2 separate regions of the Homo sapiens genome follow, and region 1 is linked to region 2. The links are chromatin loops, found by intact Hi-C in ENCODE. Cell type or tissue: IMR-90. All regions are shown on one strand. Each heading gives the region's core, and the rest is flanking DNA. Links, peaks and the distances in the headings are about the cores only.

Region 1 (16,753 bases), core at 3,039-11,038, 60 kb before region 2:
TTTGAGCATTTCTTGTAGGACCCAGTCTAGTGGTGACGAATTTCCTTAGCATTTGTTTGTCTGGGAAAGCTTAGTCTTATGAAGCTTAGTTTGACAGGAAATAAAATTCTTGGCTGGCATTTTTTTTTTCTTTAAGGAGGCTAAAAGTAGGCTCCCAGTCTCTTCTTGCTTGCAGAGTTTTTGCTTAGAAGTTAGTCAGATGGGATTTCCTTTATAGGCAGTTAGATAATTCTCTCTTTCTGCTCTTAAGATTTTCTTCCTATGCATTGTCTTTTGCTAGTCCGATGACTCTGTGTCTTGGTGAGGCCCTTCTTGAAATTTATCTTCCAGGAGTTCTCTAGCCTTCTTGTATCAGTATATCTAAATCTCTCCCAAGACCTGGGAAGTTTTCCTGAATAATTTTCTCAAGTAGTTTTTCCATACTTTTTACTTTTTCTTCTTCTTCCTATGGTGTACCTGTAATCTGTGGGTTTGGATGCTTTACATAATCCCATATTTCTCCAAGGCTTTGTTCATTTTGTAACTTTTTTTTTTATCTAATTGGGCTAATTTGAAGGACCTGTCTTCTAGCTCTAAAATTCTTTCTTTCACTAAGTCTATACTATTTTTAAAGGTTTCAATTGTATTTTGTAATTCCTTCAATTTTTTTTTTATTTTCAGTTCTATTTTTTTCAATGATGTCAATATCATTTTTCAGATTCTGAATTGCTTTTCTGATATCTTTGTGTATGTTTTCAGCTTTCTCTTCAATCTCAATGAGCTCCTTTAAGATCAGTATTTTGAATTATTAATATGGTACTTCAAAGATTTCATTTTGGTTAGGATCTGTTGCTGGAGAGTTAGTGTTCATTGCGGCTGTTGTAACACTCAGTTTTTTCATACTTTCAGAGTTGTTTCTCTGGTTCTTTGTCATCTAGATAAGCTATCTCTCTTTATTTTTTGAATTTGCTTTTGTTTGGATGAGGCTCTTTTCCTTCTCAAGGAGGTGTCTATAATGTATGCTGTATAGAGTCCTTTGGCTTTGGTTCTGGATGCTTTCAGTGGCAAAGAGTCTGTATAAGTTCCTTCGTTGTAAATAGCCTTTGTATGGTGGCTTTCCCAAATGCTGATTGTAGCAACAATGTACTGGATGTTTGAACAGGCTCACTGTATCCTGAAGGGCTAAAATGGTGGAGATTTCTGGAAGCTTATGTCATAGGCCAGTGGGTGGTTCTTATGGGTAAGAACTGGCTACAGCCAATGTGGATGTGTATATAATTGATCCTTAATTACTGGGAGAAGCTCTCTGTTGCCTCAGGTAATGGGCTGATCTGTGGAATGCACAGTGGTCTGAGCTCCCTGCTCAGCCACGGAGGGGGGCCCAAGATGAAGAAGCTCACCTATAGGTTCCCCAATGGAAGGCAAAGCACCAGTTCTGAAGGGTTCTTGGGGGTGGCCACAAAGTATCCAGAGGTGTGTCTAGATTTGGAGTTGGGAAACCTCTGCTACCCCAACTTATCTGCACAGGAAGATGGGGCAGACTAAACTCCTAATTTAGAAGTGTCAGTGCTCCAAATGCCTTGATATATGCCTGGGAACCAAGTAGAGAGCACGCTGCTGCGCTAAGATCTCTGCACTTGAAGAGGGGAGGTATCTGATGCTCCTAATCCAAGTAAGCAGGTGCGCCAAGTGTCTGGAAATATGTCCTGGCATGGGACAGAAAAGTAGCTGCTGCAAGGGGTAGATGAGGTAGATCAAGCTTCTAACCCAGTGGAGCAGGTATGCTTTAAGCTGGATGATATGCATGGAGAAGGAGTGGAGAAACAACCACCACCACAAGGTTGTTGCACGGGATTAGAGGGGTAGCTTAAACTCCTAATTCATGGACGAAGGTGTGCCAAATACGTGGAACTACATCTGGGTCTAGAGATGGGGGAGTGCCCCTGCATCAAATTATTTGCATGAAAAGGAAGTGGTGGCCCAAGCTGTTATTCCATGAGGGCAGGTGCACCAAAAACCTGGAACGAGGTCCAGGTGTGGAGCAGAGAGTGTGCCACAGCACCAAGATCTCTGCACAGGAACGGTGGTGAATAGAAATAGAAACAAAATGAACTAAGTTCTAATTATAAGTCTGTTATATGTCTATGGAACTGAAGAAATGTATGACCTTGTATGCAGTGATTAATGAAAAATTATTTCCATTGATATCTGTTTCCATATTTAATTTGTCAACTGGGAAAATTATTATTTTAAGAAACACCTATTATGCACAACTTTAGCTAAAATTATATTTATTCTAGCTGGATTTACTATGTCAGGGTATTTGTCATCCACCTAAAATATTTTATATCACAAAAGACACTTCAAATAAAAATTAACATGCATCTTAGAATTGTATAGCATTTGTGTCATTTTGCTCATATCATTTTATGTGTTTCTTGTAGATGAACAAGAAAATGTTTATAAGGCTCTTATTCCAACTTTTACATTGAATTTTTACCAGAACCTATTACAGAAATCATACTAGAATTGTATTTTCACTGCATAAAGTCCTTTACTTTAGATTCATTCTTATAAGCCCGATATGTATGATTATTACTTATCTTCCAGAAATTGTTAAGTTGTTGATGAACAAGGACTCCATTGTTCATTTGTAGCACATATTTTTTCATGCCTGCTTAGATCACATTCTCTACTGAAAGAATGAGTATAGGTTGTCAGATTTATACCACAAACAGTTTTTCCTGTCCATTGCCAATTGAGCTGTAGATGAGTATTGGACCCAAAGAAATCCACCCAACTATAGGTCAAAGGGATAAGGTTTCTTTTGCAAACATCTTCAATTGGTTGATAATGGTCTTGGGAGTTGAATGGTTATGAACATTGGTGGATTGGAGCTCCTCTGACGAAGGAAAACCAGGGCTAAGCTGAGTTATGGAGATAGACACGATGAATAATCTGAGAAAACTAATCTGTTGACAGGCAAAAAATATCAGAAATAAAAAATCCATGTAGCCCAAAAAGGGAAGATGGAAGTGTGTGTCATTGATTCCCATACTTTCTTTGTAAGACTTCAAGCAATCGAAGCTAATGTTTTCTTGTTTATTTTTTTTTTAATCAACTGGCTGTACCTCTTGCAGTTTGACTTCAATTTTTTATCTTTTAAAAAGCTAACTTTTATATTTTTGTTCTGTGTGGGTTTCACTTCTTTGTAAAGAAAAAGCTTTGCCATTAAGTATCTGTAGTGAGCAGCAACTCTACAGGATCTATATGTATACTGCACACAGTGTAACTACTTGTTGTAACAATTTGGGCTTATAGAAAAATAAAATCATTGAAAAGATCTCTAGGATAGAGAGATGCATTTCTTCTTTCCAGTGGGATTTAATAATTTCTATTAGCAAGAAATTATATTTCCAGTATTCAGATCTAGATACAAAATTACTTTATGCTCAGACTCTTTAGAATAACTTAGCCAGGAAGAAAGTATATATTCGAATATAGTACAGCCCTCTTTCATTCAAATGTTTTTATTCTTTTAATTTTAAGGTCCTTCTTGTCTACTTTATTTTTATATGAGACAAATAAATTGGCTTGGTAAGAGTTTTCCAACTCTCACAGACTTTGTTACATAAAACATAAAGGTTTTTGAGAAGGAACTGGAAAAATTGCTTAGGGTGGCAAGTAGGTTTGGGGAAGTAAACAACTGAGGCTCAGACCCCTTTCATATTTGATGATCAGTACAATTAGGCATCTCTGATGATTGAAATATCCTGATTGAAATCCACGAGCAGAAATGTGCAACAAAACCACCCCTCCAAAGGGGTAGCACATTATGAAAAACAAAGGAGTCCAGACCCGTGGCCAAAAAATATTATTAACCTAGAATATAAGTGGGAAAACCTAGTTCTAGGTATGCTGTGCATCTGTGGCAAGAAATACCTCCTGACCTAGCTGTGCATATATATATATATATATATGCACACACACACACACACACATACATATATTTTTTTCTTCTGGGACAGAGTCTGACTCTGCCACCCAGGCTGGAGTGCAGTGGTGTGATTTGGCTCACTGCAACCTCCACCTCCTGGGTTCAAGCGATTCTTCTGCCTCAGCCTCCCGAGTAGCTGGGATTACAGGTACGTGCCTCCACACCTGAATAATTTTTGTATTTTTAGTAGAAACAGAGTTTCACCATGTTAGCCAGTCTGGCCTCGAACTCCTGGCCTCAGGTGATCTGCCTGCCTCGGCTTCCCCAAGTGTTGGGATTACAGGTGTGAGCCACTGTGCCCGACCTATATTCTATATATTCTTAAATCACATATTGCAGATGATTGTCGGTTTGAATAATATGTAAAGAACAGTGACACTAGACAGCAATGTGGACCTCGAGGGATGCTGGCTAGACAATAGGTGGAGAGAGATTATCTCTTCCATGCCTCCACCCTCTGATTAGATACTTTCAGACAGGCAATAGCATTATCCTAGCAGTGAACAGAAAATGAGTCAGATTTAGAAATACTGTTTGATGCAAACAAAACTTGAATATGACGAGAAAATTTGCACTACAAAGGAGAGCAATGCCAGCCAGATCAGTGAAGAATTCCTTCAGTTTCACCTGCCTTTGACTCTGGCTGCAAACTCTGCTGTGGTACTCTCATTTTATTATGGTACACCTGAGCTCTGTGTCCTCTTTCTTCTCAGATCCAGTTCTTCTATTGCTTTCAAAATCTTTAGGCAATATTCTTCTTCTCTCTGTAGAAAATATTTTATTATTTGTAAATAGAAGATTACTACTCATTTGAGTTTCATAGCTGGCCAATACCCATTTCTCCAATCTCATTGCCAACATTCACATGTGACATACCCTAAGTTCTCAACCAAATTCCCCCATTCTCTAGCCATCCTGTAGAACCTGAAATGAACCTCACCTCCTTCCCTAGACTCAAGGACAATTAAAGCAAAAAGAGTAAGTTATTTAACTACTTCCAGTGTTCAACATTGAATGTTACTGTCCTGAAGTGATCAGGCAAATGTTCTAGAAGAAAAGAACAGTGCTTTGGTCTTTAGTTTTACTTATTTATTCATTTATTAATTGAAAAACTTTTTATTGAATGCCTAGTATATAACAGGTATTGATACAGTTTGGCTGTGTCCCCACCCAAATCTCATCTTGAATTGTAGCTCCCATATTCCCACGTCATGGGAGGGACCCAGTGGGAGGTAATAGAATCATGGGGAAGGGTCTTTCCTGTGATGTTCTCTTGATAGTGAATAAGTCTGAAGAGATCTGATGGTTTTATAAAAGGGAGTTCCTCTACATAAGCTCTCCTGCCTGCTGCCATGTAAAACATGTCAAGACATGTTGCTTCCCCTTCTCCTTCCACCATGACTGTGAGGCCTCCCCAGCCATGTGGAACTGTGAGTCAATTAAAACTCTTTCCTTTATAAATTACCCAGCCTTAGGTATGTCTCTATTAGCAGCATGAGAACAGACAAATACAGGTATTATTTATGCAGTATGCTAAACTAGTGTTTCTAAAGAATGCCAAGATCAAGGTGCCAGCAAATTTGATCTGTTGGGCTTTCTCTTCTTCATAGACGGTGCCTTCTCCCTGTGTCCTCACATGGTAGAAGGGGAGAACTCTGGCCTTGGCAGCTCCTTATAATGACACTAGTCTCACTCATGAAAACTCCACCCTCATGACTTAATCATCTCCAAAGGCCCCATTTCTGTGTAAGTGTGTGTGTGTGTGTGTGTGTGTGTGTGTGTGTGTGTGTATGAAAGAGACAGAGTTTTGCTCTTGTTGCCCAGGCTGGAGTCCAATGGCACGATCTCGGCTCACCACAACCTCCACCTCCTGGATTCAAGCGGTTCTCCTGCCTCACCCTCCGAGTAGCTGGGATTACAGGCATGCACCACCATGCTTGGCTAATTTTGTATTTTTAGTAGAGATGGGGTTTCCCCATGTTGGTCAGGCTGATCTCAAACTCCTGACCTCAGGTGATCTGCCTGCCTTGGCCTTCCAAAGTGCTAGGATTACAAGCGTGAGCCACTGCGCCTAGCCGGCCTCATTTCTTAATACAATCACACTGGGAATTGGGTTTCAACATAGGAATTTTGGGGAAACACAAACATTCAGAAAGTAACATCTCATAACTTAAGTACAATGATGTAACGCTAACAACACTTAAATACTACAATATAAAGTTAATGCATTTTATGTACATGATAAGAGAATAATGAGGGAAGAAAACAAGATACTTCTTATAAACACACACACACACACACACACACACACACACAATTCATAACAAAATAAAGAGGAAATACTCACGACAGTTTAAAAATCTGTTTTAGTTTGCTCAGGCTACCATAACAAAATATCACAGATGGGATGGCTTAAACAACAGAAGTTTATTTTCTCACAGTGCTGGAGAGAGAGGGCTCTGGTGTCTCTTTCTCTTCTTACAAGAACTCCAGACCTGCTGGATTAGGGCACACCCTTACATCCTCATTTAATTCCAGTTACCTCCCTAAAGGCCCTAACTCCAAATACAGTCACAGTGGGGTCAGGACTTCAAGATATGAATTTGTAGGGAACAAGTCAGTTTATAATAGTATTCAATAGATTTTGATCCTTATTTTTATTATACTGGTAAACAATAAATATTTGATTGTTAAATGTATTTGTATTAGTTGGGATATTGAATTTTTACTTTTAAAACTGTTAAAATGTATATATATGAAATAGATTTAACATAATTTCCATTGACTAGAAAGCATAGCTTGTTTAATTGTGCTGCATTTTATTGCACTTCATGTATACTCTTTTTTACAAATTGCAGACAAGACAAAGGACTAATACTTAAATGTATACTTTTCTAATAATTTTGTTATCTATATTATGGTCTTCATATATATGGTGGAAATGCTATATAGTGGTTTACTTCTGTGTAGTTTTTCAACACTGTGTTCGTTGATGTCATGTTGGTAGTGTGAAATAGGACATGATGAGAAAATTGGTGCCATGGCAATTAGAAGGCTTGATTTAGGTTTTTGGATGGCTTTGATGTAATAAAATGATGAAGGATATATTAATAATGCAAATTATGTTTAAAAGTGTGTTGTATCTGCATCCATTTACATTGTGAATAGTCCAAAAATAGCCTAAAATCTGAAAAAATCTTTCAGTATTCATGAAAGATTATTTTATTCAGCAAAGAAGTTACTCACATCATTGACAAACGAGTGAAGGTTAGACATACATCTCTGTTTTATCACATTTGTCTTACTGATTAAGGTAAAAGGAAATGTCAGTCCATATTCATGATGAACTATGATCTTGCATCAACGACAGGAGCAACTTATTTGCTGAGTCAGATTAAAACCATTTATTTAGAGTCTGTCTCTTTTGTCACACTATGCTGACAATAGAATAATAAAACCTGAGTGTACTTCAAGTTATAGGTGTAAACTGCAAATAAGGTGGGTATAGTCACTTAAAGTAAGTTTTTTTTTATTTGTTTGTTTGTTTTTTGAGACGGAGTCTTGCTCTGTCGTCCAGGCTGGAGTGCAGTGGCACGATCTCAGCTCACTGCAACCTGGGTTCAAGCAATTCTCCTGCCTCAGCCTCCCAAGTAGCTGGGATTACAGGTGTGCGCCACCATGCCCACCTAATTTTTTGTATTTTTAGTAGAGACAGGGTTTCACCATGTCAGCCAGGCTGGTCACGATCTCCTGACCTCATGATACACCCTCCTTGGCCTCCCAAAGTGCTAGGTTACAGGTGTGAGCCACCGCACCTGGTCTAAAGTAAGCTTTATGTCTAAAATTATGTAATGTAGTTCTCAGCAGGGCTTTTTATGTTAGCAATCTAGTGGTGGCATTAATTTTGCTAACATTTGTAAGTGCATTTTTTTTAGCAAGCTGATCATTAATTTTCTAGTATATCACTTCCCCCAAGTCTCACTCAAGGGACTTTTTTAAGTTGCTAATTTGGAGTGGACATAGAAGTGGCAGTAAACAGTAACAAAACATTAACAGTCTATTTTTTATAGTTATAACAAGAAAAAACTGTTATTATAATCCTTAGGCTTGCAAGAACTAAATATATATTTTGGTGAGCAGGAAACAACTGGTGAAAAGCTCTTTTCCCATTTCTTCCCTCTCACCACTTCTTTCTCACAGATCAAATATGGATATGGCTAGTCTGAAGTGAAGAGGAGTAGAAGGTCTGTGAAGCACCCATCACTCTTGAATATTTGAGTGGAAAGCCATTGTTGGAAATGGAGTGAATGGCTTTCTTAGTCCTGGAACAGAAACCTCCCACTTAAGACAACGTTGACTTTTCCCCTGCATGACAATGATGCCTGCTCGATAAATATAAAGCAGATTTATTATTTTTTTAAATCCATTTCCTAAGCAACACACTTGGGCTGTCATTGATTTTTTTGTTTATGTCTCTCTTTTTCTTTTTTCTTTTTTTTTGAGATGGAGTCTTGCTCTGTCACACAGGCTGGAGTGCAGTGGTGTGATCTCTGCTCACTGCGAACTCCACCTCCCTGGTTCACGCCATTTCCTGCCTCAGCCTCCTCAGCAGCTGGGACTACAGGTGTCCACCACCATGCCCGGCTAATTTTTTGTATTTTTAGTAGAGACAGGGTTTCACTGTGTTAGCGAGGATGGTCTCGATCTCCTGACCTTGTGATCTGCCCGCCTCAGCCTCCCAAAGTGCTGAGATTACAGGCGTGAGCCACCACGCCCAGCCTGTTTATGTCTCTAAATAAGCTCTTTCTCCTTCTTTCTTTCTCTGCTCTGCTGTTAACTATAAGAGAGTTCAAAAATTCTAGCACTGTGGAAACATTTTTCCAGGAACTTAATATAATGACTGTCTCTTCAGAAGTGAATGCTGAGGTTGATAACTGCAGCATTAGGTTACCAGTCAAAAAGGTGAGCACTCGTTAGGAGGGGTAGGAGAGATGAGCTAGTTTTAGGCATTTTCAGGCAGAGTACACGTGGGATATGCATCTGTCTAGTCCATTTAGGCTGTTATAACAAAATACTGTGACTCATTGGCATATGAATTAGATAAATTATTTCTCACAGTTCTGGAACCTGGGAAGTCCAAGATTTAGGTGCTGCAGAGTCAGTGTCTGGCGAGCGCCCATTTCCTGGTTCATAGAATAGTGCCTTCTCGCTGTATCCTATCATGGTGGAAAGAGTGAGGGAGCTCTCTCAGGTCTTTTATAAGGGCACTAATCCTATTTATGAGGACTCCACCCTCATGACCTGATCACCTTCCAAGGGCCAAAACTGTTAATACCATCACTTTGGGGATTATGATTTCAACACATGATTTAAGGTGGCCATAAAGACTCTGGCTACTGTATTATTTATTCTTTCTCTTTTTGAGAATAATGAAAACAGATATCTGTGTAGCAGTTTATGGTATATGTAGGGTGTACATATTATTTAAACCCCACAATCCCCACCACAACTTGTTTTAATGGGTGATATGTATATCTTGATTTTACCTCCAAGGAAAACTGTGAAACTGTGACTTCAAGAAATAAAGTAATATTTTGAAAATACCATTTGAGTAGTAAGAATAAAGCAGAATCTTGAACTCAAAGCTTTTGATTACAAAGCTCAGTTTCTTTTCATCAAATTATGCTGTAACCCTTTTAGAGCAATGCTTTGCTATATGTAATGATGCCACATACCTTTTGGAAATTTCTATCTGGAATTACATTCGAGGTATTTGTTTAGTTCATTAATAGTAAAATATATAGAATGAGCAAAATTAAATGTTTTATTTGTTTTAACCATATTTTTCTCACATCTGTAGCTTTTGCCACAATTTCATCTTAAAGCTAGGGAGGCTTTAAAGTGTAAAGACAGATATGTGCTGTATTTTTTTGTTTGTGTATATGGATATTATATACTATAAAATAGGTTAAATGGTCTTTTAATTTTTTGATACATAGTGTAAATTTTTGTATCTTTTAAAGTTTTGCACTTTGGAAAACTCAATGTATAAAAAACTTCTTTTTGTTAATTAGCAATAAAAAGAAATTCTGTAATTATACTCTCAGGTTAAAATATAAGAAGCAAAGAAATATAGTATGCAGTCCAATATGTAGCCACTACTCACATATGCCTACTTAAATATAAAATGATTAAAATCAAATAAAATGTCAAACTCAATTCTTCACTCTCACTAGCCATATCTCAAATGCTCAGTAGCCACATGTGACTAGTGGCTACCATGTTGAACAGCACAGATATAGAACATTTCATTCAAAGTGGAAAATTCTATCAAAAAGCACTAGGATATCATCTCAGCATTATGATTTAGAGAGGACCTGAGAGTCAAATTGGCCCTCCACCAGTTTTTTTAAACAAAATATTATGGGATCACAGCTATATCCATTTGTTTACAAGTAGTTTATGGCCATCCTGTCACCAGAAATAGCAGATTTTGAATAGTTGCAAGAGAGATCTTATGGCTCATGAACACTAAAATATTTATTATTTGGTCCTTTACAGAACACAATTTGCCAAACTCTGACCTAGAACTTCTTTTATAAGCAATTAGTGGTATGAATTTCTGGCTAAAATATTATTTTTTATGAGTATTTATAATATTTTGACTTCCTAATTCTCCTCTTCCTTCTCCTTCCTTCCTTCTCTATTTTCTGTTATTTCAATCATATATTTCTTTACTTGAGGAATTTCTTGGTAACTTGATAATGAATAGAAGAACTTGGACTTACATTCATAAATACTTTTATCGTTTTTAGCCACCAAGACATTACAGTAAAAATACAGTAATGTTTCTAATAAATGTCAGAGAACATCATTATTCTGACATGTGATACTGGGATATGGAAAGGAAGCAATCATTCTGTTTTATGGACTTGAATAAAGAGGAAAGTCCTCCAGGAATGCAGTCTTATACATACTTCCTCTTTTTTTTTTTTCAAGAGAAAGTTCATATTTCTAGTATTAGTGGATATGACTACTTTTCACTTTAGGTTAATTTATTTTAAAAAACTCTCTAAAGATAGGATTAAAAACTGTTAAGTTTTCTCATTCAATTCTTATCTAAAAACATTCCAAGACCCTCCTCAGCTCTTTGGCATAATAAAATGAATAGGAAAGAATTTTCTTTGATCTCATATGGAACAATAATGTCTACATAACATACAATTTACCTGCAAAAAAAATCCCTTGCTGCTTGAGGATAAATGCAGTTAAAAGTTGAATTCAAGTAAAACCCTTAGCTATGTAGTAATTGCCAATGAAATTTTTCTGTTTATTAGCAGTGATAGCCCCCTGATAAGAAAATCTATTAGGCATTTTTCACACGTGGCAAAGCAAATATTCCTTTGACTCTGGATGGATAAAACAATTTACCTAACATTTGGGTAGGTCCTTTACTGTGCATCATTTCATTCATTTTGCCCAGTATTTAAGAAATAACTGAGACATGGTAACATGAGTTATCTACCCCATCTAATACACTGTAATAGTCATATACACCCACCTGGCATTTACACAGCGTTATATGGGAAAGAATTCATGGCACAGTGTATCCTAGCTCTGCTTCTTAGTAGCTGTGTAGTTTCCCACAAGTTACTTAATTTTTCTGTTTTTCATATTTCTCATCTATAAAACAGGGATTAAAAAGTATGCATATGTCATGGGATCGTTTGAGAATGGAATGAATTAAATGCTTGTGAAATCCTTTCAGCAGTGCCCCAGTAAGCGCTGCCTAAATATTAGAGAGAGCCGTGTTATTCCTGGTGGAAAAATAACATGCATCAGAACCAGTCAGTTTTGTCCTTAAATCCTAGTTCTTCACTTCTTGTCTTGTTAAATTCATTGAGTCTCATCTTTTTCATCTGTAAAATGAATGTAATACCTAGTCTCAGTAGTTGTAGTAAGGTGCAGTGAGAAAATAATGTAGCATGCCTGGCATATAATAAAATGCTAATAAGTGGCAGTTTATATTAACATAATTGTGTAAATAGGAAGACTACAAATTAGCTGACTTGTTTAGTTAGTCAAGCCAGCCAACATATATACAATTTTAAGCTCATTTCCCCAAATATCCTCTGAGACAAGCCTTGTTAAAATTGTTGAACAAATGTCTAACCAGTGAACTTTGTGCTTGCCTTTCAAGAAAGGCGTACTCTTTGCCTTTGCCAATACACGACTTCCACTCCTATGGAGTTAAGCTGAGAAACATGACTTCATAGACCATGAGAATTGCATGCAGGCTGAAATTATGGAGAACAAGCTCCTCATTCACAGATGAGGTCAGTGAGATTCACAAAGGTTAAACTATCCCCCCAGAGTTGCACAGCTATTTGGCCAAATTTCTTCCAGGAAGCTGGACTGACCCCAGCCCATACTGTTTCTTCCATTACATTGCATTTAGTATTTATATATGCTCATTTTGGATACTTGTTTATATTACTTCAGGGATGTTCTCTCTAGCATAGGCATATAAATTTTCCCCAAGTCCTATGATTCTTGAAAAGCAGAATCTTGGTTGTTTTTTTTTTTTTTTTTAGTCCCTGTTAAGCAGATGCATTCGTGTTATGAACAAATTGATGAATATTTATTTAACCAGTGAAATTGTTATGTGTTTCATATAGACTGAAAATTCTAGTGCGTGAGGAGGAAGTGGAGCAAGATGGTCTAACAGAAGCCTCCTGTGATCTTCCCCTCCCCATGCAGGAACACCAAATTGAGGAACTATCCACAAAACAAAACAAAACAAAAACATTTCATAACATTCAAAAGTCAGGTGAGTGATCTCAGTAAGAAGCACTGGAGGGGGCAGGAAAGACAGTTTTGAACCACCTACAACACCCCTCCCCTACTCCCTGGCAGCAGCCACATGGTGCAGAGAGAATCTGCGCTCCTGATGAGGAGACAGTGTGGTGACTATGGGACCTTCATTAGAACTCAGTGCTGCTCTGTCACAGCAGCAAACGACATGGGGCAGAGCTTGGCTGACACCAATGGAGAGAGCATTTATACCAGCCCTAACCAGAGGCAAATTGTCCTTGCCTGCTGTGAAAACCTGAGTCTAACTAGCCCCAACACTGGTGGCAAAAGCACTGTGGGGTCCTAAATAAACCTGAAAGACAGTCTAGGCCACAAGGACTGTAGTTTCTAGACAAGTCCTGGTGCTGTCCTGGGCTCGGAACTAGTGGACTTGGGGCATATGATCTATTGAGATACTAGCCATGGGGGCCAAGGGTGTGTTTGCATCACCCCTCCTCCAACCCCAGGCAGTACAACTCACAGTTTCGGTTCCGGGAGAGATTCCTTCCCTCTGCTTGAGGATAGAGAGGGGAAGAGTAAAGAGGACTTTGTCTTACAACTTGGATACCAGCTCAGCCACAGTAGAATAGTGAGAGGTGCCACACAGCCCTCGCTTGCTCTCAGCGCCTCCACAGCCTTGGCACTCACTCTGGCCGCACTTGAGGAGCCCTTCAGCCCGCCACTGCACTGTGGGAGCCCCTTTCTGGGCTGGCCAAGGCCGGAGCCGGCTCCCTCAGCTTGCCGGGAGGTGTGAAGGGAGAGGAGCGGGCGGGAACCGGGGCTGCTTGCCGGCCAGCGCGAGTTCTGGGTGGGTGTGGGCTCGGCGGGCCCCACACTCTGAGCGGCCGGCCGGCTCTGCCGGCCCTGGGCAATGAGGGGCTTAGCACCCGGGCCAGCGGCTGCGGAGGGTGTGCTGGGTCCCCAAGCAGTGCCGGCCCACCGGCGCTGCACTCGATTTCTCGCTGGGCCTTAGCTGCCTCCCCGAGGGGCAGGGCTCCGGACCTGCAGCCCGCCATGCCTGAGCCTCTCCCCCACTCCGTGGGCTCCTGTGTGGCTGGAGCCTCCCCGACAAGCGCCGCCCCCTGCTCCACGGGGCCCAGTCCCAACGACCACCCAAGGGCTGAGGAGTGCGGGCACATGGCGCGGGACTGGCAGGCAGCTCCACCTGCGGCCCCGGTGCGGGATCCACTGGGTGAAGCTAGCTGGGCTCCTGATTCTAGTGGGGACTTGGAGAACCTTTCTGTCTAGCTAAGGGATTGTAAATACACCAATCGACACTCTGTATCTAGCTCAAGGTTTGTAAACACACCAATCAGCACCTGTGTCTAGTTCAGGGTTTGTGAATGCACCAATTGATACTCTGTATCTAGCTACTCTGGTGGGGACTTGGAGAACCTTTGTGTCCACACTCTGTATCTAGCTAATCTAGTGGGGAGGTGGAGAACCTTTGCATCTAGTTCAAGGATTATAAACACACCAATCAGTACCCTTTCAAAACAGACCACTCCGCTCTCTGTAAAATGGACCAATCAGCAGGATGTGGGTGAGGCCAGATAAGAGAATAAAAGCAGGCTGCCCGAGCCAGCAGTGGCAACCCGCTGGGGTCCCCTTCCACACTGTGAAAGCTTTGTTCTTTCACTGTTTGCAATAAATCTTGCTACTGCTCACTCTTTGGGTCCACACTGCCTTTATGAGCTGTAACACTCACCATGAAGGTCTGCAGCTTCACTCCTGAAGCCAGCGAGACCACGAACCCACTGGGAGGAACGAACAACTCCAGATGCACCACCTTAAGAGCTGTAACATTCACGGCGAAGGTCTGCAGCTTCGCTCCTGAGCCAGCAAGACCAGGAACCCACCAGAAGGAAGAAACTCCGAACACATCCGAACATCAGAAGGAACAAACTCCGGACACGCCGCCTTTAAGAACTGTAACACTCACCGCGAGGGTCCGCAGCTTCATTCTTGAAGTCAGTGAGACCAAGAACCCACCAATTCCGGACACAATAGGGCACCAGACAGATTCCTAAGGCCTCTATTCCAGGCCCTAGCTACTGGACAACATTTCTAAACACACTGTGGGTAAGAAAGGAAACTGCTGCCTTGAAGGGAAGGAGCTAGTCCTGGCAGAGTTAATCAACTGCTGACTAAAAAGCCCTTGGGCCCTGAATAATCAGCAGGGGTACTCAGGTTCTACTTGCCGTGGGCCTTGGGTGAGACTCAGAGGTATACTGGCTTCAGGTGAGACCTGCCACATTCCCAGCTGTGGTGGCTATGGAGAGAGACTCCCTTTTGCTTGAGGAAAGAAGAGGGAAGAGAAAAGGGAACATTGTCTTGCAGCTTGGGTACCAGCATGGCCACAGTGGGGTAGAGCACCAAGCAGACTCCTGAGGTCCCTGATTCTAGGCTTTGGATCCTGGATGGCATTTCTGGACATCCTCTGGGCCAGGAGGGAGTCCACTGCCTTGAAGAGCAAAACTCAGAACTGGCAACATTGACCATGAGCTTACTGAAGAGCCCTTGAGCCTTGAGTGTAGATCAGCAGTGTCCAGGCAGTACCTGCTGTGGGCCTGGGATGCTGGTGGTTACTGGAAGGAGACTCCTCTGCTTGAGGAAATGGGAGGGAGGAGTGAGGAAGACTTTGTGTTGCAGCTTGGGTGCCAGCTTAGCCACAGTAGAATAAAGCACCAGGCAGATTCCTAAGGCTTCTGACTCCAGGCCCTGGTTCCCAGATGCATCTCTGGATGCACCTGGGGCCAACGGGAACTCATTGCCCTGAAAGGAAGGACGCAAGTCTGGCTGGATTTGCCACTTGCTGATTGTAGAGCTCTTGGGATGCAAGGAAACATAGGTGGTAGGCAGGCAGTGGTCACTGCAGGCCTTGGGAGAAACCAGTGCTGTGTTGGCTTCAAGTCTGAGCCAGTGAAGTTCCAGTGGTGATGGCCATGGGCATGATTGTGTCACCCATCCCCCAGTTCCAGGCTGCTCAGCACATGGAGAGAGACTGTTTGGGGGAAAATAAGGGAAGAGAACAAGAGTCTCTGCCTGGTAATTCAGGGAATTCTCCTGGATCTTAGCCAAGACCACCAAAGCAGTACTTCTGTGCGTCTGCAAGAACCACAGTGTTACTGGGCTTGGGTTACCCCCTAAAGCAGATAATGGCTGCAGTTACCAAAGACTTAGATCACAACATGCAAGTCTTTTAAAATACTTACAAAGCCTTCCCAAAAAGGACAGGTACACACGAGCCCAGACCATGAAGACTAAAATAAATATCTAACTGTTCAGTGTCCAGACACTGATGAACATCCACAAGCATCATGACCATCCAGGAAAACATGATCTCACCAGACAAACTAAATAAGTCACCAGTGACCAATCTTGAAGGGACAGAGATATGTAACCTTTCAGACTTCAAAAGAATTCAAAAGAGCTGTTTTGAGGAAGAAACATCAGACTTAATCTGCACTGTAGACCAAATGGATCTAATAGATATTTACAGAACATTTCATCCAGTAGCTGCAGAATACACATTTTTCTCCACAGCACATGGTTCATCATCAAGGATATACCATATTTTAAGTTACAAAACAAGTCTCAAAACATTCAAAAAAATTGAAATAAGCATCTTCTCTGACCACAATGGAATAAAACTACAAATCAATAGCAAGAAGAGATTTGGAAACTATATCAACACAGTGAAATTAAACAATGTGCTTCTGAATGACCAATGGGTCTATGAAGAAATTAAGGAAATTAAAATACTTCGTGCAGCAAGTGAAAATGGAAACACAATATACCCAAACCTGTGGAATATGGTGAAAGCAGTAATAAAAAAATTTTAGCAGTAAGTGCCTACATCAAAAAATAGAATAACTTAAGCAAAGAAACTAATAATGCATCATAAAGAATTAGAAAAGCAAG
Region 2 (16,753 bases), core at 3,287-11,286:
TAGTAACCAACTTGATAACATGGTAGTTACTGCCAGTTAACACTTCCCTGTCTTACTTTTCCCATAATCTCACTTTTATTTTCTGAGATTGCCTTTCCTATTCACTATATATTCCTAGGTCCTTACCTCTGGTTTGGCTTTCACAGTGAAGCCAAACCAGGACAGCTTGTTACACAGAGTCTGGAAAGCAGCCCTTCATGTTGGGATTCTGGAATTGGGTCACTGCCGAGTCAGATTTCAATAAGGAAAACATACTTGGTAAGTAGGGTGGTGACAATTGTTAATATGCTTCAACATCACATTTCCTGAGACTCCCAGATGTATTACACTGGAATGAGACAGAGATGGAAGAATCAGCACTGATTACAACAATGCTTCTCCAAGTGTAGTCCCTGGACCAGCAGCATTAGAACCACCTGGGAACTTGCTAGAAACACACATTCTTTTCACTTCCCTAGACATATGAAATAGAAATTTGAGGGATGGGGCCCAGAATCTGCTATTTAAGAAGGCTTCTAAGTGACTCAAATGTATGTTAAAGTTTGAGATCCACTATTATACCGGAATCACTTTGAAATTCTGACAATAGTGAAGGACTGGTGAAAATAAGGTGCAGATACTGGGACTGCCTTGGCAAAGTATGAAGGTAAGTGGCTAAACGCTCCAAAAATTGGGCACGTGAGAAAATTGGGCAAAAGTTGGGCCCATCTGTTAAAAGCAAACAAAAAAGTAACCTGTTTTTTTGAGATAAAAATTTGAGTTAAAAAAACTGGGCCCAGTACCTAATGAACTTATTATGTGAGACCAGAAATTGTCTATGTTTCCTAGGTCCTGGGAATTAACTATGTTCCCTACGTGGCCCAGAAGTTATTTCTTTCCCTTAGGCAATTAGAAATGGATGCACTAGTGAGGGGGTATCGGCATAATTGACAGGCTCAATGTAGTTGTCGTGTATAGTATAGGATTGAAGGTAAGAGAAACTACCCTGGAATTAGACTTATTATCAATAGACCTGATATGTTCCCATAATAGGCAAAAGCAAGTGATGATACTTACCCATCAGACACAAAGTAGGTGCAATTACCATTATAGCAAGAAAGAGGTGGCAGTCTTGGTGTTTTAATTTGCAAAGCTCTGTATGATGGCTAATATATTATATTATTTCCAGTGGTGAGAAAGATAGGCTCCTAACTAAGATATTGTTTGACTTGTATAACCAGATTTAAAAAATATTAAAACTAAAAAACTTTTGTAACCAAAAAAAATTCTTTAAAAATAAAAGGCTTTCTACCACCAAGATGAAAAAATCATAATCTCTTGCCGAATTTCTAGATTTGAGCCAAGTGACAAACTCAGGACCTATTGTTCTAAAAGGAGTGTGGCTTTCTCTGAAGAAGGGCTCTGACAGTCTCACTGCAATCACGTACAACATTATCCAAACCTTCCTCTAAAGGACCTAAAGATATCTTGTGATGTAGACACCCAGATCTTTTGAGGGTTGTGGCCTACACAGTTTGAGCTGACACTACCTGTGGACCTGACATATCACCATGCCTCCTCAGTTAGAGAACTATAAAGGCCAGATGATAAATGGAGTTGGGTCCCAAGTTTATTTCATAGTGGTTTCAGTGGGATGGTGGACCCATCCTGTGATCGTTTTTCCAACCCCAAAGTATATAATTGGGGGGATTATACTGAGCAACAGGCAAAACTCCCACATTGCATCTCTAGTTTGTGGAGTAAGAGCTACTATGATAGTAAAAATATTCAACTGGAAGCCCGTAAAATATCCCTCCCCCTTGTTCCCACTCAAGATAGTAAATCGGAAGCAAAACTACATGCCAGGAGGAATTACAGAGTTTGGCACAACCCTCAAAGAATTAACAGGGATGGTTTTCCTCATTGTATCAATGTACATTCCTTCTATTTCATGGCAAGAGAAGTCAAACGGATGTGAAAGAGGATAATGGATTACCCTAAACTTCATAAAGTGTTAGCCCCAACTGCAGTTGCTGTGCCTTATGTAACATCTTCTCTGGATTATATTAACATAGCATTTTACCCTTGGTGTGTGACATTTGATCTAATAAATCAGTAAAAATGATCAGAAATAGTTTACACTTATATGGAAAGATCAACAGTCACATTGTTGTCTATGTCTAAAAGCTATGTTAATTGTCCTTCTCTTTGTCACTATATAGTCTAGAAAACTTTACTATTTATGTTTTGCAGAAAATCATGCTGACCAACTATATTGATGACATTAGGCTAATTTGACATGGTAGACAAGAAATTCCAAGTACTGTGAGTATGCTGACAAGATAATGGCAGACTGTTGTAGAGATAAACCCTATAGCAATCTAGGGCCTGCCATATCAACTTGAGTTTTTTTTAGGGATAAAATGATCTGGAGCATGCCAAGTAAATGAAAGTTATTGGATCTTGAATCTTCTACCACTAAGAAAGAGGCACAGTGCTTTTTGGACCTCTTTGGATTTTAGGGAAGTATATTCTATAATTGAAAGTGGCTCTCTGACCTATTCATTATATGACTGTGAAGACTACCTATTTTGAATGAAACTCTGAGGAAGAAAGGGCTCTGGGGCAGGTCCAGCCTGCAGAGTAACCTTCCCTCCCACTTGGAAATCCTAACAAAATCAAAGATATCCTTGATAGCTAAAGATAGGTAAGTAGGAATTCTACAAGAAATCACCAGCATAATGTTATACGAAATATCAGTATGGATCCCTAGAATCTAGAGGGAGAATAGGCTTTCTGTCCCAAAGAACTACTCACCATTTGAAAATTAGCTACTTGTATGCTATTGAGCTCTGTCTGAGGTCAAGTAACCATGAAAACAGAGCACTGCATCATTATCTGGGTATTATCCTATCTACCAAGTTATGAGGAGTACAAATCCATTTTATGATGGAAATAGTAGACTTGAAATTAGGTCCAAGCTTGCTGGTCCAGAGGGTATAAGTATGTGAATCGATAGCTCACTGCCTCAAATCACCTACCTTTGCTGCATTTTTTGCCTCTCACTCAACTTATAGCAATGACCTTTTGGGGATGGGTCCCTTTAATCAGCTTCAAAACGGGAAAATTCTCAGGTCTGGTTATTGCATGAATCAGCCTAATATGTTGGACTGCTGCAGCACTACAGCTCCACACATGGGGGTCCCTCGAAGACAGTGCTGATCGTCTCCAAAGGACAAAGCTAAGTGAAGTGCCATCAGTTGGTAAGAAACGGCACATATGCTCATCAACTTTGTATGAAAAGGGAATTAACCTGACATAAATGTGTATACAGACTCCTAAGCAGTATTTAATCAACTGGCAGGTCTAACTGGAGCCTGCAAATAACAAGATGGAAAATCAGAGCCAAAGTGGTTTCAGGAAGAGGCATAAAGATAGACTTATGTAGGTCAGCAGAAAGTCTGTGGATCTTTGTGTCTCATATCAGCACACACTAGAGAGGACTGTCAGCAAAAGAGGTATTCATCAACAAGTAAGAAATATGACTCATCTGTCTGGTGTGTGCCAGTCTCAGCCAACCCTGTGCAATGACTCCAAAGTCAGAGGCAGGAATGGGTTCTATGTACAGTCCAATAATATGGGCTTCTTCTCACCAAGTATGATCCAGCTAAAAGCTGCCAAATAGCTAACCTGTCATTGACAGAATAAAGTTACCTTTATCCAAAAATGAAACAAAGATAATGTTCATGGGACAGAAATAGCTTTGGAAAAACAATTGACTGAAATGCCAACTGCAAGTGACTTTTGAAATGATATTTGTTCTAAATGCGGAAAATTGAAGGCTTCCTCTACATGTGAATAAGTAAGTCTTGGCAGTATTACTTGGCAGTACTACTGCTGGAGATTTTTCTAGACCAACGCTTTATGGTTGGGCTCTGCTGGCCTTCGAACTTTGCCTTGATGGCTGTCAGATGATTTCTGACACAAGCAAATCCAAACTATCAGAGAATCATTTCACCCTGGTTCACAAAGCTGCACACCTCTAGCTGTAATCTCATGTGAATGATGGCACTGAACTTGAAAGTTTTGTATGCAAGAAGGTTAATGAGAAAATTGAAACTCCAAAAAATCTTGTTTGGAGAGCTGGTAGTGACAACACCCGATTTTGCTTTACTACAGTATACAAGCTGGATTATAGATCTTCTGCATTTGGTAGAGTAACTCATGCCAGTCTGAATGCACACGGGTATACTGAAACCTTTCCATCAGGAGTCAAAGTGATCCTGTCAGCTTAAACTGATGGGAAAAACTTCCATGCAGAAGGTTATAAGGTCGGGTTAAGATTTGAACTGGAAGCTTAATGGATTTTGAGTAAAGCATTGCATTCGACCCTGCAGGTTAAGAGAAATGAACCCACAGTATATTGGCCTTAAAATTCTGTAGTATTTCAAATGGGAAAAGTTTTTAGTCTGTAAAATAACTATAGTTCTCCCCGTAATGAAGTCTTGGGATGGCAAGTCAATTCTAGAAGACACACTTGAAAGCACACATGGCAACTGTAATATTTGTGACATGTTTCACTTCAGTTCCTCAGTGTTATTTTATATGTGTTCAAATGACAGTATAGAATCATGTTGTAAAGGAAATGACCCAATTTGCCACTTTGTACTTCATGTACTTCAGTTTTCATGATCTTTAAATATATTGTTGTTTGTACTATAGTTGAATTTAAGTTACTATATTTGAATTTAATTTTGTACCAAAATAAAATAAATACATCACATTTGGGTCACAGTTGCCCATAAAAATATAATTCAGACATGTCTTATTCTGGCCAAGATGTAGCAACAGGTACCAAAATTGCCTGTAGCCTGAAATAACTAAATACCATAAATAAATACATAAATAAATAAATAATAAAATGATACTGATCAGTCTATATGTGTGAAGAAACTTAGCTAAAGCCAACAAATGGACTGCTTGATGTGATTAAAGGGAATGATCTCTGGGAATTTCACAGGGCTGGAAGTATTTCTGTTTCAAGCAGCTAGAGATCAAAACTTCATCAAACCCATGGGGCATAGGATAAGCACCCAGAGAATTTTGCCTCAGGAGTAGGGAGAATTAGCTGCATGCTAAACACTGTTGCATTTCTAATGAAAAAATATAAAATAAAAACAAAACCCAAAAAGATAAAACTGTTTTAATGTAATATAACCATAGTGCAGAGCAACACTAACAAATTAACACCTAACAATGTACAATTTCCAATGTTTAGTATCCAATACAAAAATTATTAGGATTCAAGAAACTAGGGAAATACAATCTATAATGAGTAGAAAAATCGATTATTTGAAACTGATCCATTAAATGGAACAGATGAAAGAGTAAGCATAGAAGGATATAATGACAGTTATAATTGTATTCTATGCATTCAAGAATCTAGAAGATATGTTGAACCTGTTAAATAGATACATATGATACATGAAAGACCTAAATTCAATTTCTAGAGGTAAAATTACAATGTCTGAAATAAACAATACACTGGACCTGCTTAATGGAATATTGGGACATATTAGACATACATAGAAAAAGTTTAGTGAACTTGAAGGCACAGCAGTAGAAACTATCCCAAATGAAACCCGGAAAGAAAAGTGAATTAAAAAAAAAAAACAAAAAAACGAACAAAAACAGTGGATTGGTGAATAGCAACAATTTGAAGCACCCCAACATACATGTAATTAACATTCCCAAAGCAGAGAAGAGAGGGGGGAAGGCAGAAAAAATGTAAGAATACTTATAAAAACATTTATTTCCAATTTTAATAAATGTTATAAACCCACAGATCTAGGATGCTCAACGAATCCCAGTCACGATAAACATGAAGATCTATACCAAGTCACATAGTAATGAAATTGCTTAATACCAGTGATGAAGAGAAAAACTTGCAAGCAACAGAGGAAAATAATACACACACACACACACACACACACACACACACACACACACACTCACATACCCCACATGCCAAGGACCAAAAATTAGGATTGCACCAGATATCCTGTTGGAATCATTGCAAACCAGCAAACAGTGGAACAATATTTTTAATGTGCTGAAAGAGAAATATTTGCCAACTTAGAATTCTAGACTCATTTCAAAAATTAAGACAAAATTAAAAAGAAAAATGGACATCAAAGGTAAAATAATTCATTACCAGAAAAAAGAAATGTCAAAATCATTTTTGGGGGACAGAAGGAAAATGATACTAGATGAAAATCTGGATCCACACAAAGCAATGGAAAATGCTGGTAATTACCTAGAAAAATGAAATTGACTGTTTTCTTAATATTTAAATATTTTTGAAATAAAATAGATGAAGGACAAATAATGGAGTGTAGGGTTTATAACACAGGAAAATGTAAAATGTATGGCAACAATAGTACAAAGGTTAGGATGGAAGACATGAATTCACCCTTAGAGTCTTGGAAGGAGCATGGCCTTGCTTAATTTCATACCTCTAGCCTCCAGAACTGTGAAAGAATAAATTTCTGTTGTTTTAAGTCACTAAATTTGTGGGAATTTTTAATGGTAGCCTCAGGAAACATGGAATGCGTGTTTCAAAGTAGTGGTTAATTTTTTCCATATACGTCTCTATTTTGTCGAAAGTTTCTAAAATCATTTTGCTTATTTTTCGTTTTCTATTGTTAAAAAGTTCATTTACAAACTTTTATTCCACTTACATTTATTTAATTAACTTGTTCTTCACAATTATGCTTAGATTACTTAAAAATCTTAAATAGGATATTAGACAAAGGTCATCATCTCAAGGTATTTCCCTGTCAATTATTTTTACAGTATCTGCATGTTAGGCAAGGATCACAAAAGTAAGAATGTAGAAAGTTGAATAATTGGGGTTTTGTTTTATTGTCGTGCTTTATATACATACATCGATGGACACTGCACTTGTGCATTTGTTCTTAGGTTGAACCCATTATCTTAGGATTTTAAACGTCTAATGGAGAGAGAAATCGTGTGTTTGCCTTCTGTATAATTCTGACAACTCTGAAGGCATGACCATTTTAATTAACTAACAATATTCTTATTTATCGAAGTTTACTGAAGTAACATGAACTTGAAAAACATTTAGTTTATGTGATAGTTAATATTGTGTCAACTTGATTGGACTGAAGGATGCAAAGTATTGTTTCTGGGTGTGTCTGTGAGGGTGTTGCCAGAGGAGATTAACACTGGCGTCAATAGACTGGTAGACGAACACCCACCTTCAGTGTGGGTGCGCACCATCCAATTGGCTGCCAGTGTGGCTAGAACAAAACGGGTGGAAGAAGGTGGGATAAGCTGGCTTTCTGAGTCTTCCGGCTTTCATCTTTCTCCCATGCTGGATACTTCCTGCTCTTGAACATCAGACACCAGGTTCCTTGAGCTTTGGACTCTTGGTTTGCCTGGGGCTCTCAGGCCTTCGGCCACAGACTGAAGGCTGCACTGTCAACTTCTCTACTTTTGAGGCTTTGGGACTCAGACTGAGCTACTCCTAGCTTCCTGGCTCTTCAGCTGCAGATGGCCTATTGTGAGACTTCAACTTGTGATTGTGTGAGTCACTTCTCCTTAATAAACTCCCTTTCATATATACATGTATCCTAGTAGTTCTCTCCCTTTGGAGAACCCTGACTAATACAGATTAGTTTGCATTTTTCTTTCTTTTTAAAATCTATTTTGGCCTTTATTAAATGAGAAATAAATTTTTATAATATTTGGACCACCATACATCTGAAGTGTTTTTACAGCAGCTAGCATCATGTTAATATAAACGCTATATCTGGCCCTATTACATTGGATACCAAGTCCTTAAGTGATGCTTCTTTTTTTTTGGTGTTTTTAAGTTTTTATCTTTTTCAACTTTTTTTTTAGATTCAGCAGGGTACATAAGTGACATTTATGCGGATTCAATTATGGTAAATATAGCATGCTAGGGTGATTTCATTTTACCTGCGGGGGATTGTGGAACGTTGCAGATTCAGAAATACTAACTAATAGTGCAAGCAAGGCAATCTCAAACTGTTCTGGAGATTAACACAATTCTTAGGGAATTCATGTAGCTCTCTAAGTAATATCAGAGTCCAGCAATCAAACAATAGTTTACCCTGCAATAAAGAGCACAAAGGCAGACGATTCAAGAGCAAATGAAACTTGAAGTATCTGGGGAAAGAGACTAGAAACTGTATACTTACCTGGGCTTTGATATGACAAGCTTTTTTCTTTGCTTCAAGAATGATTTAGAGTCACTTTACTCAAGCCTGAGAGAATCTCAAAAATAAACTTTAGAGATTAAGAATAGGTGGATAAAAGAAAAAGCAGAATCTAGTTTCAGCTAGTTTAAATTACCTTATACTTTGTTCTAAATTACTTATCTAATATTTAAATAAGTGGTTTAGGCTGGGGGCGGTGGCTCATGCCTGTAATCCCAGCACTTTGGGAGGCCGAGGCTGGTGGATCACGAGGTCAGGAGATCAAGACCATCCTGGCCAACACGGTGAGACCCCTCCTCTACTAAAAATACAAAAATTTAGCTGGGTGTGGTGATGCGTGCCTCTAGTCCCAGCTACTTGGAAGGGTGAGGCAGGAGAATCGTTTGAACCCTGGAGGCAGAGGTTGCAGTGAGCCAAGATGGGGCCACTGCATTCCAGTCTGGCGACAGAGCAAGACTCCGTTTCAAAAAAATAAATTAATTAATAAGTGGCTTAATAGTCTAAATGTTTTGCTTTGCTATTCTAACACAAAATTCCACTTGTATGGGAAACATCTAAATAGGATGGAAAGATTTGAAACATGAAACAAAACCCAAGGCATCTCCATGAATCTGTTGACTGAAAACCAAAATCCGGATCAACACATCTACAAGGTAATAGCCTCTGGAGCACTGGCTTTACACATTCAAGTCTGTTGTTGGTAAATATTACAACCAACTCCAAGTAGTTTATAAACTAAGAAATATAAAATGCAGTCATTGTCCTCTGGGAAAAAAAAATCTAGGAACACTGGGAATTGAGTTTTCTGCATGACTTTGATACATTGCATATTAATGTGATTTTGATAAGGAATTTCAGGAAAGAAAAAAATTACAGGCCACTTTGTTAACCTGGCATTCATTTACCTCATGAAAAATTCATGAAATTATAATACGCAAGTAAATTCTAAGTAACTCTTAGATTAATTTAAGTTGATTAATCCTAGATTCACTCAATTCTAAAATCTTTTCACGTGAAATATGTCTCATATACATGTCATATTCTCTTCCATATTAAGCTAAATTACTTTAATTTATGTAAATCCAGATGTGTTTGAAGTGTGATTGAGGCCATATATTTTAATTCAGAGGATGATTTTTGGCACTTAGTCCTATGTAAGATATTTTCTGATGTGCCAGGTAAAGGATACATGATGAGAAAATTTCAATTATGTCCATTTCTCCCTATTGAATTTTATCTTCACATTCCATTTATTAGCACAGGCATTGAATGGAAATGAATTTCAGAAAATAATTAAATATTTTATTTCACGTCAGCTTTTCATATCACGCTTCCTCCTTGTTGACAATAGTCTTCAGATGCAAATGTGCATGTGTAATCCAGAAATTAGCTGTCATCACTACCTGTAAAGGTTTAGATCACATTATTTACGTTACTTTCTCTACATTTCTGAGAAATCTCAGGAGGACTTTGCATCATCGTGGTCCCTTCTGGCTCTATTTTCCTGCTTCTGCTTAACTTGCTTAGGTAATAGATTATCTTGCTTTTCTCCATCTGCAGTTTCTATTTGGCCTCACATGGACCCAGATGTGGAACTGGGACCATTTTTTAAATGTTCACAAAAATAACCTTTCCCATTTAATGTTTGCAATTACTTTTGCACCAACCAATAAGTGTGAATTGCCTCATGCAGGATTCAGCTGAGGGGAGGAGGCAGGGGTCACATCTTTCAAACACTAACATCTTTGTAATGAAAGTTGAGCATCCTGTCCCTCAGCAAGCGGGTATTTGTTTCTTTCTGTCTGCGAAATGCCCTTTAACAAGTTTTTGTCTGCCCTTTATCATATCTCTCTTCTCCACATTCTTCAGCCCTTCTCACACAACCAAGTAAAAGGTTGCATTTTCATATTTGGACCCAGGGAATGGCTTGAGATGTTCTAAGTTTAGGAGGTTTGTAAAGTCATTAGACTGGCATAAACATAAATGATGACAGAAGAAAATCCAGCACTTCAATATATGGAAGACAGGAGCCAGCAACGGAGACAGAAAAAGTAAACATGGACGTAAAATGAAACCTAGTAAAGTATGAAATCACAAAATTCAGTGGAAGGAAAAATGCAAATAAGAAGGAAGTGATAACAGTATCAAATGGCAGCAGTGGATTGCATAAGAAGAGAACTGAGAATTGATAATTCGATATGAAAAAAAGGTCATTGATAACCTTGTCACAACCAGTTTTAATAAAATGTTTTAAATACAATTTTAGGATTAGATTTAGGAGAAATTTGGAGGTGAGAAACTGGAGATAAAAAGGTTTGTTGTAATAAAGTTCTTCATTAGGAAAAGTTTAACTAAAGAATGATATAGTGTCTGGGAGACCCTGTAAGATGGTAATAATTTCAGGATGATGGTAGGCTGATGGTAATGGTAGATCAGTCAAGGAAAATGTATGATGCAAATGAAAGAATTAGAAGAGAAAAAGATGTGTGCTATAGCTCAGACTCTGTGGAGGGGTTGGTTTTAGATAGAAACAGAGAAAGTTTATCTGTTTTGACCAGAATGAAAGGCAAAATGTAGTGATAGATATAGACAAGTCTATGGACTGTGACATGGGATATTTCCTGTTTGATCACTTAACATTTTCTCAGTGAAAAAATACAAAAATTTTTCTTTTGAGATTGGAGATGGGAGATGAAATGATTCTCAAATAGCTTGCTCTGGTAGAAATTGTTAGCTGTAAAGTGTGTAGTAGCAACTTATCTGTATGACACCCTCAACAGTGTTAGGTATTTAAAATGATTTTTCAAAACTGTATCTCATTGTCAATTAAATTTGCATGTTTTTGATAATCTGCAAGTGAACTCTCTTTTTTTAAATTACATATCCTCATTTAACAAAATCAATATGGAGCACTAGAAGTAGGAAATGACTAATTTAATCCAAGATATTCTCAAGAAATTTGTATTTGTTTTAGGTTCTTTGCATTATTGGTAACTGTGTCTGCTGTGCTTTGGAATAAGGTCCAAGATTTGAAAATGACTTTGGAACTCTCTCAAGAAATCCCTTATCCAAGAAATACGGATAAATAGCCATGTGGAGATGATCAACATCAGGAGTATGGTTGTACAACCAGAGCTGATGAATAAACTTTTAGGTATTCCTAGTTTTCTTTTTCAATAATATAAATACATTTTAAACAATTTATGTGTGCTTCCATCTCTACTCCATATACTTACAGAACTAATATAAAGATATTTAGCTACACAGCCAAATGCCAAAGTCATAACTAGTTTATCCATCTAATTGTTAGTGGACATGGAATTCATTTTCCTCTAATTTTGTTGTTGTTGTTATTGTTGCTCTATTTAAATTATGAGACAGAAATCAGTGGAAGTGTAATTAAAGCTGAATAAATGTACAGGTTTCTTTCTACTCCATCACTATTTACTGGTTCAATAATGGATTTGCATGGTGTTTAAAAAATCAATTCCCTGAGGACAAGGTTATAAAATTTAGATTGAGCGAACACTATCAGAGGTCAAATTTCTCATAGTTAGGTGGTTAGCTGAGGTGTATGTTGGCAAAATAACATCTGTAAGTATGAAATTAAGTATTCTTTGCCAGAGATAATATTGCTCAAAGTAGCTTTGCCAAAATATTTTTGGAATTAAAGGTGTGTTCTCATCAAAGATGTGGTTACTTAGGTTTATAAACATTACAATTCAAGATTTCAAGGTTCAACTGTGGTTTATCTACTGCATACCTACCTCTACCATGAGGGATAAGTTTAACCTGTGCACTGGGTTAAAGGGATGTAAATGAAATAACTCTAGGAATATTGTCAACTTTTTTAGACATGCATTACTAATGAATCTATTCTTCTTTAATAAACCAGAACTAAGATAATTTTCCATAACAATTTTCTCTTTAAAGCAGAATACACAGATGTTCATTATGTACATGTAGGTGTACGTGTATATAGATAGATGTAGATGTAGATAGTTACAGATATATAGATAGATGTGGTCCTACTCCCCAAAGTAGTCTTAGAGCTTTTACTTGGGAGTTCATGTTATTGATTAACAAAATTTTAAATTTAATATCTTGCTAGATTTGCAACCTTCAAGTCTCAATGAACTCCTTTCCATTTTGACTCTCATATTGAGTCCATTTTCAAGCTCTATCAATTAATCTTTCCTTTTCCTAATCATTTACATTTATTTGTTCCTACCTATTTTCTTACCCCATCTTGGTTTAGATCATTTCCTCCTTACCCTTGGATTATTGAAATAGTCTCCTTTTCTCTCCTCTTTGTCACACAAACTTATTTTCCCAAATTGATGGTTAGGTGAGCCATATGGCTGATCAGCAGCCATTGAAATGTAAGGAGCAGTAATGTCCGTTACCCCAGCTCATATCCTCTATATGCTTTGTTGTAATGTATGGGTTCTCTGAGACGGAAAAAGTATTTGACAAACTCATCTTTGAATATAAAACTTCATGATGATCAATGGTAACTCATTTTGACTATCTCATCAAAAGCATGTCTTATCAACTTTTGTTGTTTTTTCCTCCCAAACAATTCTCAAGGTAAATTATTTTTCTTCGTATTTTTCCATATTAATCTCATCCCAGATTATATCTGAGGCAGAAGGTGGGGAGCAAAAAACCACAATGCTTTCAGAATGTGATTTCCCAGATATATAATAGCAGCTCTGAGACAAAATCAGATTGTGGCGTTTGTCTACATACAGAGTAACAGAGTTCTTAGATTCATATCTTGGAAGTAGAGTATAAATAACATGTATGACACAGAGTTAGATGTTTCAAATACAATTATTAGGTAAATAATTAGCTGATTTTTTCTCATGGGTTCATGCAAAAGTGGACCAATTCTACTCTAAAGGCTCTCCTGCCATATTTGTAAATAAAGCCATAAAAACCAGTCTCTCTGTTCTTTGGTAGCCATTAATACTGTTTCAAAAGGAGATGGGTTTATTTCTTTTTGGAGTGGAGTAAGTTCCCTCCATCACCTTCCGTGACTCCTCTATCTTGTCTTCCTCACAATCCTACTCTCCTTTATAAAAGGGGATCCCAAATTGTCATTTGTTCCAGACAGTTTTGGAACATTTTTGTAGAGACAGGGTCTCGCTATGTTGCCCAAGCTGGTCTCGAACTCCTGGGCTCAAGTGATCCTGCCTTGTCTCATAACTTTTGATATGTATTTCTTTGTTAAACTTTAAACATCTCTGGGAAACAATATAAAATTTATTTTCACTCTATTTTGTAAAAGTATGTTGAGGTCTCATAAATTTTAAATGACTTCTCAAGTGATGCAAATGGCATTTTCTCTCTGCTATCTTCCTCCTGAAAACATATAACCCCTGTCTAATCATTAAACAACATGAGACAAACCCCAATTGAGGGACAGTCTACAAAATATCTGCCCAGAACACTTCAAAACTGTCAAGGTCATCAAAAACAAAGGAAGTCTGAGAAACCGTCATAGCCAAGAGGAGCCTACGGAGATGTGACGACCAAACATAATACGCTATCCTAAATGTGATCCCAAAACAGAAAAAGCACATTAGGCAAAAACTAAAGAAGTCAGAATAAAATATAAACTTTAATAATAATGTATCAGCGTTGGTCCATTAATTGTGACAAATGTACCGTATCAATGTAAGATTTTAGTAATAGAGTAAACTTGGTGTGGGCTTCATGGGAACTCTCTATGTTGTCTTCACAATTATTCTGTAAGTGTAAAACTGTTCTAAAACTAAAAGTTTATTTTAAACAATTAAAAGATTGGTTACTTTAAATTCAAAATTTAAGTCCAATGTATCTGTAAATTCCATATTTTTCTGCTATATTATGTTGTTTCATTTCTTTTGCTACTGAAAAGGAATTTTTTATTGTTGTTAAGTTTAATTTATTGTGAATGGAGAAACAGGACTGAAGTGAACAATCACACAGATTAAATTATAAAGTCAGAGTACATAAATTGTACTCAATTTATGTACTTCACCCAATTATCATAAGTTTTTACATTAGGCTTTATCTCCATTAAAAAATTAATATAAACATCTATGCATTTGGTTATCGTAGGTTAACATTAGTTGAGGGTCAACTCTTTGTCAGTCACTGAACCATTTACATATATTATTGCTGGTATTCTTCATAACAAAAATATAAATTATGCACTAGTATCATTTCCGTAATACAGAGAAGGAAAATGAGACAGGAGAGGTTATTTAACTTGCTTAAATCTATGCAATCAGTTAGTGGTACAGCCAGGTTTAAGAGAAACAAGAATTGGTCCTCCAGCATCACATATGTCCTCGTTTAGTTACTGTGAGATTACTTTATAGATTGAGCTTTCAGTAAATAATCCTTATGGAAAAAGAATCATTAAATCAATGCGATAGTAAATTCTTTTCATGGAAAAAAGAATCATGAAATCTACAATTCTAGAAAAATTGCTCTTCAGGTGCAGCTAAATGGCTATGTTTGTGTCATAGTATGTGACTATTGTAACCTTACTATAAACTTATTTGTGGTTGTTAAAAACATAGTCTATAATATAGCATGTGTAATTGCTCATTAATAACGTGGCTAATGTATGAATTAAAAAATACCTTAAATAACTTTAAAATTAGAGCAATATATTTTCATGACTTTAATTAACAAGGAACTATATTTAATTTTGCACTCTTTCTCTCTATAAACACACGCACATACACACAGAGAGAGAGAGTGAGTGATTTACTTCTAATTCTGATGTGCACAGACAGCATATGTTTTGTTTTTTACCAAATTGGTATGAGGAATTGATACTATCATCATTTTTAGATGTGTCCACTTAAGTTTCCAAGATCAAAACATTAGAAACACACATAGAATATTCACCTAATGTACCCTGTCCATTTTATGCAGATTCCTAAAATTAAAAAAAACCTTAATACTTCCTTTAGCAACATTTCTTTTGAAAAAGAAGATAAAAGTAATAATTTGCTGTATAGTTACTCATATTCAAATAGAAATAGCAGTGTTTAATAGCATTATGCATAAACTGATAAATAGAAGCACAAAGAAGACCCACTTCTAATTATGCTCAAAAGGTTATATAACTTTTCTTTAAAATAGCTCCGTGCATGAGTGATTAAAAAAGCAGTGTCCGGCCAGGCATGCTGGCTCACACCTGTAATCCCAGAACTATGGGAGGCAGAGGTGGGCGAATCACCAGACTTCAGGAGTTTAAGAGCAGTCTGGCCATCATGGTGAAACCCCGTCTCTACTAAAAATACAAAACTTAGCTGAACATGGTGGCATGACCCTGTAATCCCAGTTACTTGGGAGGCTGAGGCAAGAGAATCTCTTGAACCTGGGAGGTGGAGGTTGCAGCGGGCCGAGATCACGCCATTGGACTCCAGCCTGGGCGACACAGTGAGACTCTGTCTCAAAAAAAAAAGCAAAAAAAAAAAAGCAGTGTCCTTAAATAGAATGACAAAGATTGGTGAGTGGCACCACTTTGTTGGGGGGGTGGGGAGGCTGAAATATGTTAAGCAAAAGGTGACACAATTTCAGATACTTGATTTTACCACGATCTTTATCCATGTGGCTACATGGCCGTCAAAAATACATACTTATTAGTAAAACTGGACCATTTCCTTCTGGAAGCTGATGTCTATTGGAGAATGCATCTATTATACTTATGTATTCAGAAACACTGCAGACTCTTTTCCAAGCAGATTTACATTGATCTGCCTTAATATTCTATACATTACTTTTTAGTCAAAACTATATTTCAACTGGCTTCTATCACTTCTCAACTAAGTGAAATTAGTTTTTTGGTCTTTTTTTTCCACCTGTATACCATTATCAACTAGCATAGTGTTCAATATAATAACGACTCAGTAAGAATTTATAGGATTAACTCACTAATTAAACTGACCAGCTGGGCGCGGTGGCTCAAGCCTGAATCCCAGCACTTTGGGAGGCAGATGCTGGTGAATCACTCGAGGCCAGGAGTTTGAAAGTAGCCTGGCCAACATGGTGAAACCCCGTCCCTACTAAAAATACAAAAATCAGCCAGCATGGTGCTGCGCACCTGTAGTCCCAGCTACTCGGGAGGCTGATGCAGGAGAATCGCTTGAACCTGGGAGGCAGAAGTTGCAGTGAGCCAAGATTGCGCCACTGCACTCCAGCCTCGGCAACAGAGCAAGACTCTGTCACAAAAAATAAAAATAAAAAATAAACTGAGCATTCATTATAGAATTCCAACTATAAAGTAGGCTCTTGATGGATAGTTGAAAATTAACTTATTAAGATGTTTACTTTTATGTGAGTGAATATTTGCATAGTATGTAGAACAGTTTAACTTTTATGTTACCTTTACTGTTATACAGATCACATCCTTTTGCATGCTATGGTCTAAAGAGAACTCTAATGTAAAATTATGTAAAACTCCATTGATGTTTTTATGTTTTTTTCATTTTGTTTTGTTTTTA

What was found. Hi-C counts contacts between places; a loop is a spot of excess contacts. Peaks named below come from ENCODE experiments on the same cell type or tissue, not always from the same donor. Only the 100,000 strongest peaks of a DNase experiment are listed, where the experiment ranks them.
Region 1: it touches region 2 in a loop (3.0-fold over the local background); 2 of 110 quality-filtered maps call a loop at or near these places.

Annotation. Positions count from the first base shown.
Region 1 is chr7:81,128,163-81,144,915 of GRCh38, forward strand. No RefSeq gene overlaps it. Among named protein-coding and RNA genes, the nearest start is that of SEMA3C, 220 kb to the left of the region's middle. In IMR-90, for the core only: no CTCF peak of the experiment used is centred there; no DNase peak of the experiment used is centred there.
Region 2 is chr7:81,187,673-81,204,425 of GRCh38, forward strand. It overlaps the pseudogene LOC100420647. Among named protein-coding and RNA genes, the nearest start is that of SEMA3C, 280 kb to the left of the region's middle. In IMR-90, for the core only: no CTCF peak of the experiment used is centred there; a DNase peak (open chromatin) is centred at 7,579.